Regions from separate parts of the Homo sapiens genome. Here all the other regions are linked to region 1. Evidence: read pairs that join two places in POLR2A ChIA-PET (ENCODE). Cell type or tissue: CD4-positive, alpha-beta T cell. All regions are shown on one strand.

Evidence for each region. ChIA-PET counts read pairs that join two places held together with the same protein. Peaks named below come from ENCODE experiments on the same cell type or tissue, not always from the same donor. Only the 100,000 strongest peaks of a DNase experiment are listed, where the experiment ranks them.
Region 2: POLR2A ChIA-PET joins it to region 1 with 20 read pairs; 25 of 35 experiments call an interaction of 5 or more read pairs at or near these places.
Region 3: POLR2A ChIA-PET joins it to region 1 with 16 read pairs; 11 of 35 experiments call an interaction of 5 or more read pairs at or near these places.

The regions. Positions count from the first base shown.
Region 1 is chr10:110,210,006-110,212,505 of GRCh38, forward strand. All of the region lies in intron 1 of MXI1 (MAX interactor 1, dimerization protein), which reads left to right. Among named protein-coding and RNA genes, the nearest start is that of MXI1, 3.7 kb to the left of the region's middle. RefSeq lists silencers at 1-40, 131-390, 218-570 and enhancers at 146-1,124, 1,411-1,630. In CD4-positive, alpha-beta T cell, no CTCF peak of the experiment used is centred here; DNase peaks (open chromatin) are centred at 846, 1,266 and 2,306; H3K4me3 peaks cover 2,500 bases; H3K27ac peaks cover 2,350 bases.
Region 2 is chr10:110,139,940-110,142,439 of GRCh38, forward strand. No RefSeq gene overlaps it. Among named protein-coding and RNA genes, the nearest start is that of MXI1, 66 kb to the right of the region's middle. In CD4-positive, alpha-beta T cell, no CTCF peak of the experiment used is centred here; a DNase peak (open chromatin) is centred at 1,402.
Region 3 is chr10:110,075,591-110,078,090 of GRCh38, forward strand. All of the region lies in intron 1 of ADD3 (adducin 3), which reads left to right. Among named protein-coding and RNA genes, the nearest start is that of ADD3-AS1, 68 kb to the left of the region's middle. In CD4-positive, alpha-beta T cell, no CTCF peak of the experiment used is centred here; DNase peaks (open chromatin) are centred at 1,451 and 2,071; H3K4me3 peaks cover 1,603 bases; H3K27ac peaks cover 2,291 bases.

The DNA of each region.
Region 1 (2,500 bases):
CGCAGACAATCGGAGACCTCCCCCTGCCCCACCCCCCACCCCCCACCCCGCCGCCCTGGCCGCCGCCACCTCGTTGTTTACCCCGTGCCGGGGCTCCGGCGTGGCCACCAGTCACGTAAGCAGAGAGCCGGGCGCGCCGGGCTTGGGCTGCCCCGCGCGGGGCGGGCCCGTGGCGGCGTAACCGGGCTCCAGAGGCTGGTGAAGCCGAGGGGCTTCCTCCCAGCCCATCGCCCGAGGCGTCCGCCCTGCAAATCTGCCAGCCCCCGAGAGGGGTTTGGAACCTTAGCACCCAAGTCTAAGTCAACTTCATGTGCGTAATAAGTCCCTCGGCCCCGCAGCCCCCCTCCTCCGGCCGGCTCCCGGCGGGAGTATTTTTAGCTCTCTTGCTTCTTTTCGCCGCTGCTGTTTGGCTCTAAATGACGTGATGCCAACGGCCCCCAGATTTCCCCGAGAGCTTGGGGCGCCGCGCCGTGCCCAGTTTGGCTGCAGAGACCCCGCTCCAGGCCCTCGCCCCGTCCCCAACAGCTCGAACAGGCTGGGGTGACCTCCGGCAAACTCCGTGCGACCATCCGCCAGGCCCTCTGTTATCCCCCTTGCAAAGAGAAGCGGTCCACGGGGGCCACTTTATCCCACCCCCTCTCCTCCCCTCCTCCTGCCCGGTCTAGGTCTCTGGGTACGGAAAACGGCGGGCCCTACATCTGCCTCGTTTTATGGGGGGCGCTTCTTCGCGCTGGCGGCGCTCGTCGTTGTTTTCTGCTCGCTGCACACAATGCCCGCGCGTCACGGCAATCCGCGTGTGCACAGCAATAACGCGAGTCGGGGGGCGGGTCGTGCGTGCGCCCGGCTCGGGCACTGCGGGTCGCTCGGCGCGCGCGGGGCTTGTTTTGCTCCAGAGCTCTGCTTTCCGAAACGCTTACATCATTCAGTCGTTGGGGGAGGGAGAGGGATCTGGGCGTTCCGATAGGATTCCAGCATCTACCGGGTCCCTGGTTTCTGGAAGGAAGCAGGGACCCTAGCTTTTTAGTAGTTATTATTGGGGGTGGGGTTGGGTAGTTTGTTGTGTACGTCTTTTTTTTTTTTTTTTTCGGTCACTACTGCAAAAGGGCATCGTTGGCCGACTCAGGTGCACAACCTCCCCGCCTTCATTTCAGCGAGTTCCCCTATAATCACTTGATCTCGGTTTCTCCGCCTTCTCCTCCTCCCCCTCCCAGCTAGAGACACATGGTTTCCACATGGAGACAAACTTCTTTCCTCCGACTGGACTTGACCTAGCTGCGTCGTTCAGCCAATCGGCAGCTCCAGCCTCTTCTGACGTCACGCGTTGCTGGGGCCGGAGGCTGGGTGGGGGGTGGAGCCAGGCTGCAAGCCAGGAAATCTCTGGGAGCTGTAGTGCGGCCAGCTGGTCCAGTCTCTTCTTAAAGGGACGCTCTTCTGTCCGGAGATGAGTGTCGGGCCCCGATTCTCCATTTCGGGTTCGGTGAGACCTTTCTGAGATGCATGGTGGACCCTGGTCACGAGTTAACACGTTCCGTTTTTACTGCTGTTTGCGAAGTACTTACTTGGCAGGAGCTTGCCTTATTTTCCATCGTAGCCAGAACTGCTTTTCGTTCCCTTGTTGAGGTTTCCGTACTGGTAGTGTTCACCAAGTTGTGGCCACATGGCTGAATTACTTCCAGTGGAGAGGTTGAGTTTTCTTGGAGGAGGGGTTCAAATTAAGTCACATTGTTGACTGTCTGCTGTGTGCAAGGCAGGGGGGATTCCCTAGGAAAGGCAGGTACATTCTCCCAAAACTCCAACTGATGTGAATCTCTACGGATCACAAATTGAAGGCCTCCAGAAATATTAATCATGAAGGCTGTGATCCTATTACCACAAATTCAGAAATTATATGTAAATAATCTCTGACATCATCACCTATATGCATTTTGAGTCCAGTGGAAGGGTGGGAATTAAGGACTGACTAATAAGTAGAAAAAGATCTTGGAAAAGGTTAAAACTAAAAGAGAAGAACAGATCCATAAAGGGATGTTATGTGCATAAGAGCCGACTGGCAGGTAAGTGAAACAAGCTGTGAGAGCAGGTAAGGTCTGGAGGAGAGAAATGGGCTTCCTAGTGTCTGGAGGAGGTTGCTTTGGAGGCAACACTTAAGATAGGGAAGGACGATCAGATGAGAGTAGAAAGCCATAAGGCTCCTTGGAGTGGATCACCTGGGTTTGAGGGTGGGGTGCTTTCCTAGGGGCACGGACAGCCCAAGAAACAGCCTGTTCCTCCTGGTAGAGGAAGCTGCTGTTGTGTGGTGTCATTTGGCCCCACCCTGCCTTCTGACTTAATCTCCTCTTCCTTGCCCTGAAACCTCTGTGTCTGTACAGCAGATCCACCAGCAAGCAGGCTTCACAGTCGAACCTCTGTGCTCGACTTAGACTCTTCCACTGTCTAGAATGCTTTCATTCTCTTACTCCCCTAGGGATATCTGTATCCTACCTTCTCTTCAAGACTTAGA
Region 2 (2,500 bases), 70 kb before region 1:
TTCTCCAGAGTCGGTCCTGACCTTGCTTCTGATGGTAAGAAAACCTCTCCAGTGCTATATGACTGCTGTCACGAGGCAAAATACTCGTTCCTTGCTGAACAACATGCTTTAATAGCATTGGTTTTATTCATCTAATTTGAACGTGTATTGAAGAATATTAGATTTCTAAGAAACTCTAGGATTTTTTAAAAAGTGTTTATGAAATGGCAGAATCAATATGTAGTACAAACTTGCAGCACCAGATGAAAGGACTTATAGGCAAGATTTTCCTCATTGTCTATATTAGACTCGCACTCAAAAAGCTGGTAAATATGTCAGCCCTATAGAAAGACCATTGCAGAGTGTTAATTGGACTTCTTAGACCAAACAGTGTCCCTTCAGATTGATATTTAGACTTGAAATTTTTGAGAAAAACTTGGATTTCCCAAAGCAATATAACATATCCTAGCAGATAGGGATGGAAATTAGGAAGTAGTACAGTTATAAAATGCAGGCTTTATTATTATTTTTTTCTTTGAGACAGTCTCACTCTGTCGCGCCCAGGCTGGAGTGCAGTGGCATGATCTCGGCTCACTGCAACCTCCGCTTCCCAGGTTCAAGCAATTCTCCCGCCTGTCTCCCAAGTAGCTGGGATTACAGTTGCCCACCACCACGCCCAGTTAATTTTTTGTATTTTTAGTAGAGACAAGTTTTCACCGTATTGGCCAGGCTGGTCTGGAACTCCTGGCAGTTGATCCACCTGCTTTGGCCTCCCAAAGTGCTGGAATTACAGGCATGAGCCACTGCACCCAGCAAAATGCAGGCCTTAAGAGGCAGACTCAGCCGGGCCCAAGTAATCCCAGCACATTGGGAGGCCGAGGCGGGCGGATCACGAAGTCAGGGAATTGAGACCATCCTGGCCAGCATGGTGAAACCCCCTCTCTACTAAAGATACAAAAATTAGCTGGGCATGGTGGTGCACGCCTGTAGTCCCAGCTACTCGGGAGGCTGAGGCAGGAGAATCGCTTGAACCTGGGAGGCAGAGGTTGCAGTGAGCCGAGACTGTGCCACTGCACTCCAGCCTGGCAACAGAGCGAGACTCCATCTCAAAAAAAGGGCAGGCTCTTTTGGATTTCCCTCTGGTACTCCTGACTTATCTTTTCTGGGTTTATAAAACAAATATAGTGACAGTCCCCAGCCTGGACCTGGAGCTACAGTTCTGCTAGACTCTTCTCAATGGTTTTCTGGCTGTGTTCTGTCCTTCCTTGAAGACCATTTTCTTTCATAGACAGTCAAGATCTAAACTAATTGTTTTTTTTTTTTTTTCCAAAAGCAATAGCTTCTGAAGATTTTCACTAAGCAGGAGCTAGGGAGGAAGTAGTTGTTGCGTGCTATAACTCACCCCTTTCCTGTTGAGTAATGCTGTAGAGGTTGGATTCAGTGGCAACTGGCTTGCTAGACTTTGACTTCAGAGTAGATGAGCTCCTAGTTTTATGAGAGAACATGTAGATACAGCCAGCTTGTTGGCATGCACAGGCAGTCTCTTCCAAAGGTGTTTGCTGGACTAAGGAGTTAAAGTTCAACATTTCTTCCTACCTGATTTCTGTTTTGGAAATGTTGGCTTCAATTGTTTCAACTGAAATAAAGGTCATTTGAGGCTATTAGGATAACCAAGACTGTATCCCAAATATTATCTACTGGTCCACATCGCGGGGAGGGGTAAGACTCACTGCACCCGGATGTTTGGGTATCTTAAGCCTTTTAAATTATTTAATTTAAAATATCCTGTGTGGTAATTGAGATGTTTTGTTTTTAAATTATTTTTAAAATAGTGTTTTACTTTAGAACATATTTTCAAAATATGAAATTTTTTGATATGTAGGTATGGTCGTGTGTCTCCATTTTGACCTTTAAGTTAATATTGAGCAAGGGTATATGCACATGTACTTGCCAAAGCCAAGCTGAGCATGGGTCAATTAACTGCAGAGGAACAGGGCAGGCTGGGTGGGGCAAGCTCAGGAATTCTACCCACTCACTGAGCAAAGTCAGGCACTGGGGGAACAGCTTGAGCTGGAGAGCTAGTAGGAAGCCCAGCCCAGCCAGTGAAACATGGAGCCTCGAGAACATAGCCATCGGCCAAAAGCGTAGTCTGGTAAATGGTCTGCATCAGGGAAGTGGGAGTCCCAGTCAGGATTCTGGAGTAAGAAAGCAGGATGGCAGAAGCCCAGTAGCATGTGTAGGAGTGCCAGCCACAGGCTTAGCTCTAAGAGCAGCGCTTCCTCTACTTCCTGTGGGGTAATGGCAAGATCATGGCAGGACCTCAGGCTTAAGGGGCCTGGGTATAGTTAGCAGTTCCTCAAGACAGGAACTCGGATAGAAGGAAAATGACAGATGGGAATCCTGTTATCAGAACTGAGGTACACAATACTGCTCAGAATTCCAGAAGCCAGGCAGTGCTCAGAGCCAAGACAAGGTCAGGACTGGCCTGGGGACAGGCTTGGCTTGGTGCCCAGTGAGTCCC
Region 3 (2,500 bases), 130 kb before region 1:
TTTCTTCTCTTGTCATTTCCTTTGCAGCTGTGAAAGTGAAGTTTGGCTTGAAAACACATTCTGCCAGTGCAAATCCAAAAAGTATCAAGACAGGATTCTTCTACTATAATAACCAACTGGTAACTTTGAATTGTTAGTTTGAGGGGGGAGATGAGGAAGAGCCAAGAGATAGCAGCAGGTGATTGATAATTACATAGATGGTTGAAAAAATAAATCATGCTGTTAGACTATGAGAAGAGTATGTTGGAATGGTTAATTTATCATGTGGCAAGAGTGACCTCATAATCCAACAAAGGCAAGATCAATCAACAGCCCCTCACTAGGGTCCTGAGAGAGGATGTTCTAGGCCATCTCTCAAAATATTGAAATGTTCAATACTCCAGACTGAATTATTGTTCCAATGTGAGAGAGTAGCTCTTGGCTAGAGTAACATGACAACATGCATCATTAAAAATAATATTTTCCTGGTGTTCTCTCAAATCCTTTTCCATTGTTCATTTTAAATTCTATGTAAACAATTACATAGTTTTTTATATGCTTATTTTACTCAAACTTTAATTTTATGATTATAGGAATTCAATTAAAAATAACTCTTGGTTGTGTTTCTGAATATGCGTATACAGAAAACAGTATTGGTTAAAATCACTTGAATAAGTATCAGATGTTTGTTAATAGTTTCAATAACTGATAAATTATTTTAGATCCTATTAAAGATATTTGTACAGTATTTATACATACTGTGGAAAACTTTTTAAAATAAAATTCCTACAAAATTATTGAAAAAGTGGGTGAGTATAAAATTTTTTAAAGTATGGTATGCATAATAAATAATTTTCTTTTTTACATGTACATTTCAATATTCTACCAGAGCAACTCCATAAATTCAAAATAAATCTTATTTTGAAGGGAACTATTGCTAGTTGATAATAAAACGTTTTTATTGTTTGTGTATTGCTAGGAGAACTAGAGCACTGGTGAGGAGAGAAAGAGGTAATTTGTGTTCATGGTCAGGACCTCCAGAAACAGGCTGAAGTAATGTTTTAGAATGAGCAATGCTTCTGACACCTTGAGATATGTAAAAGCTGCTGTTGCTAAACTTAGAAGTTGGCATGGTTGGACTTCCTTTATAGTACTCTACTTCCATCTAACATTCTGTTGGTTGAACTGTGTGATCTGTCTTGCATTTTATCTTTACTTTCTTCACAAACAAGAAATGAGAATACATTTTACTTCAAGGCAGGAAAGCTGATCTACAAACATGAACTCTCCCCCACTTTTTTAGGAGGACTAATGAATTAATTGTGACTCCAAGGCTCTGAAAAATGTGTGGCAATATTAATGTGCAGTTTGCTCTCACTGAAGTCTGCCTGGGTGTGTTGTTTCCCCCAGAGTGAGCTCCACCCTTGCTCTAACCACATTGAGTGTGGATATCTTGCTCTTTAAAACAAAGTTCATTGTTAGGGCAGTATTGCAACAGAATTGCCACACAAAAACCAGCTTAAGAAATGTACAGCACTTCAATTTTTTTGTAAGTAATGGATTGTCTATTGTAATACTGATTGCTCACAGCTTAAGGGGAAACACAGATAAGATAGATGGTTAAGCTTTGTGCCAGCTGCTAGTAACATGCAATATTCTTCTTTGGGAGGAGCCTCTGGCTTTATCACTCCACTAAGTTTTTTTTCTTTTAGTTCACTTGTCTGCTTTTTTTTTTCTTTCTCTTTCTTAAACAGTTTACTGAATTGTTATTTTTAACGATTTTGGGGATGACACTGACTGTTCAAATGAAGGCAAATAGTATTCTCCCAAATGTGCTAGTTATTTAACTTGAAAATGCTTGAAGCAGTGTTTTGTACTGAATTTATTGGACCCATTAATAGCATAATCTGGCAATACTGTATTTCGAGACATCGTGACATGAACTTTGTGTGTAAGAGTGGGTTCATTGAATTAAAAAAAAGGCAGCTTCTAAAGAGCCTTTTATTTCTGTCATAATGATGCTTTGTCCTGTTGCTGTTGGGTATTTGTCAGAAGAGTTGGGGCAGGCTGCAGCCCAAAGTTCTGTTCCATGCCTCATCAGTTCCGTGCTTCTGTGTTCTTTCTAGAGTTTGTGACGTGAATGGTGAGTTGAACTATAGGAGAATTATTGTTGTTCATTGAGGTCCATGTTCAGCAATTTTTTTTTTCGCAACTGGGGGTCTGTCTGATCTTTTTTCCCCCTCACACACTGAGTTTCTCTTTGTACCTGAGTTTTAAATGCCTTTGGAGTGTTTAATTATTCACTGACTGAAGTGGGCATGTAGAGAGAGAGAGGCTGTGCTTTGTGTTATCTATACTCTCTGGTGTGTGGTCATGTGTACACTTTGGGTAGACACTCATTTGGTGCAAGCAAACTGAATAACTGCCTCTGTTGAAATCAAATCTGAATGTTGAAAATGGCTAATTTCTGTAAGGCTTGCAGGGGTGACATTGTGTCATCCTTTTTGAACTAAGACTTCTT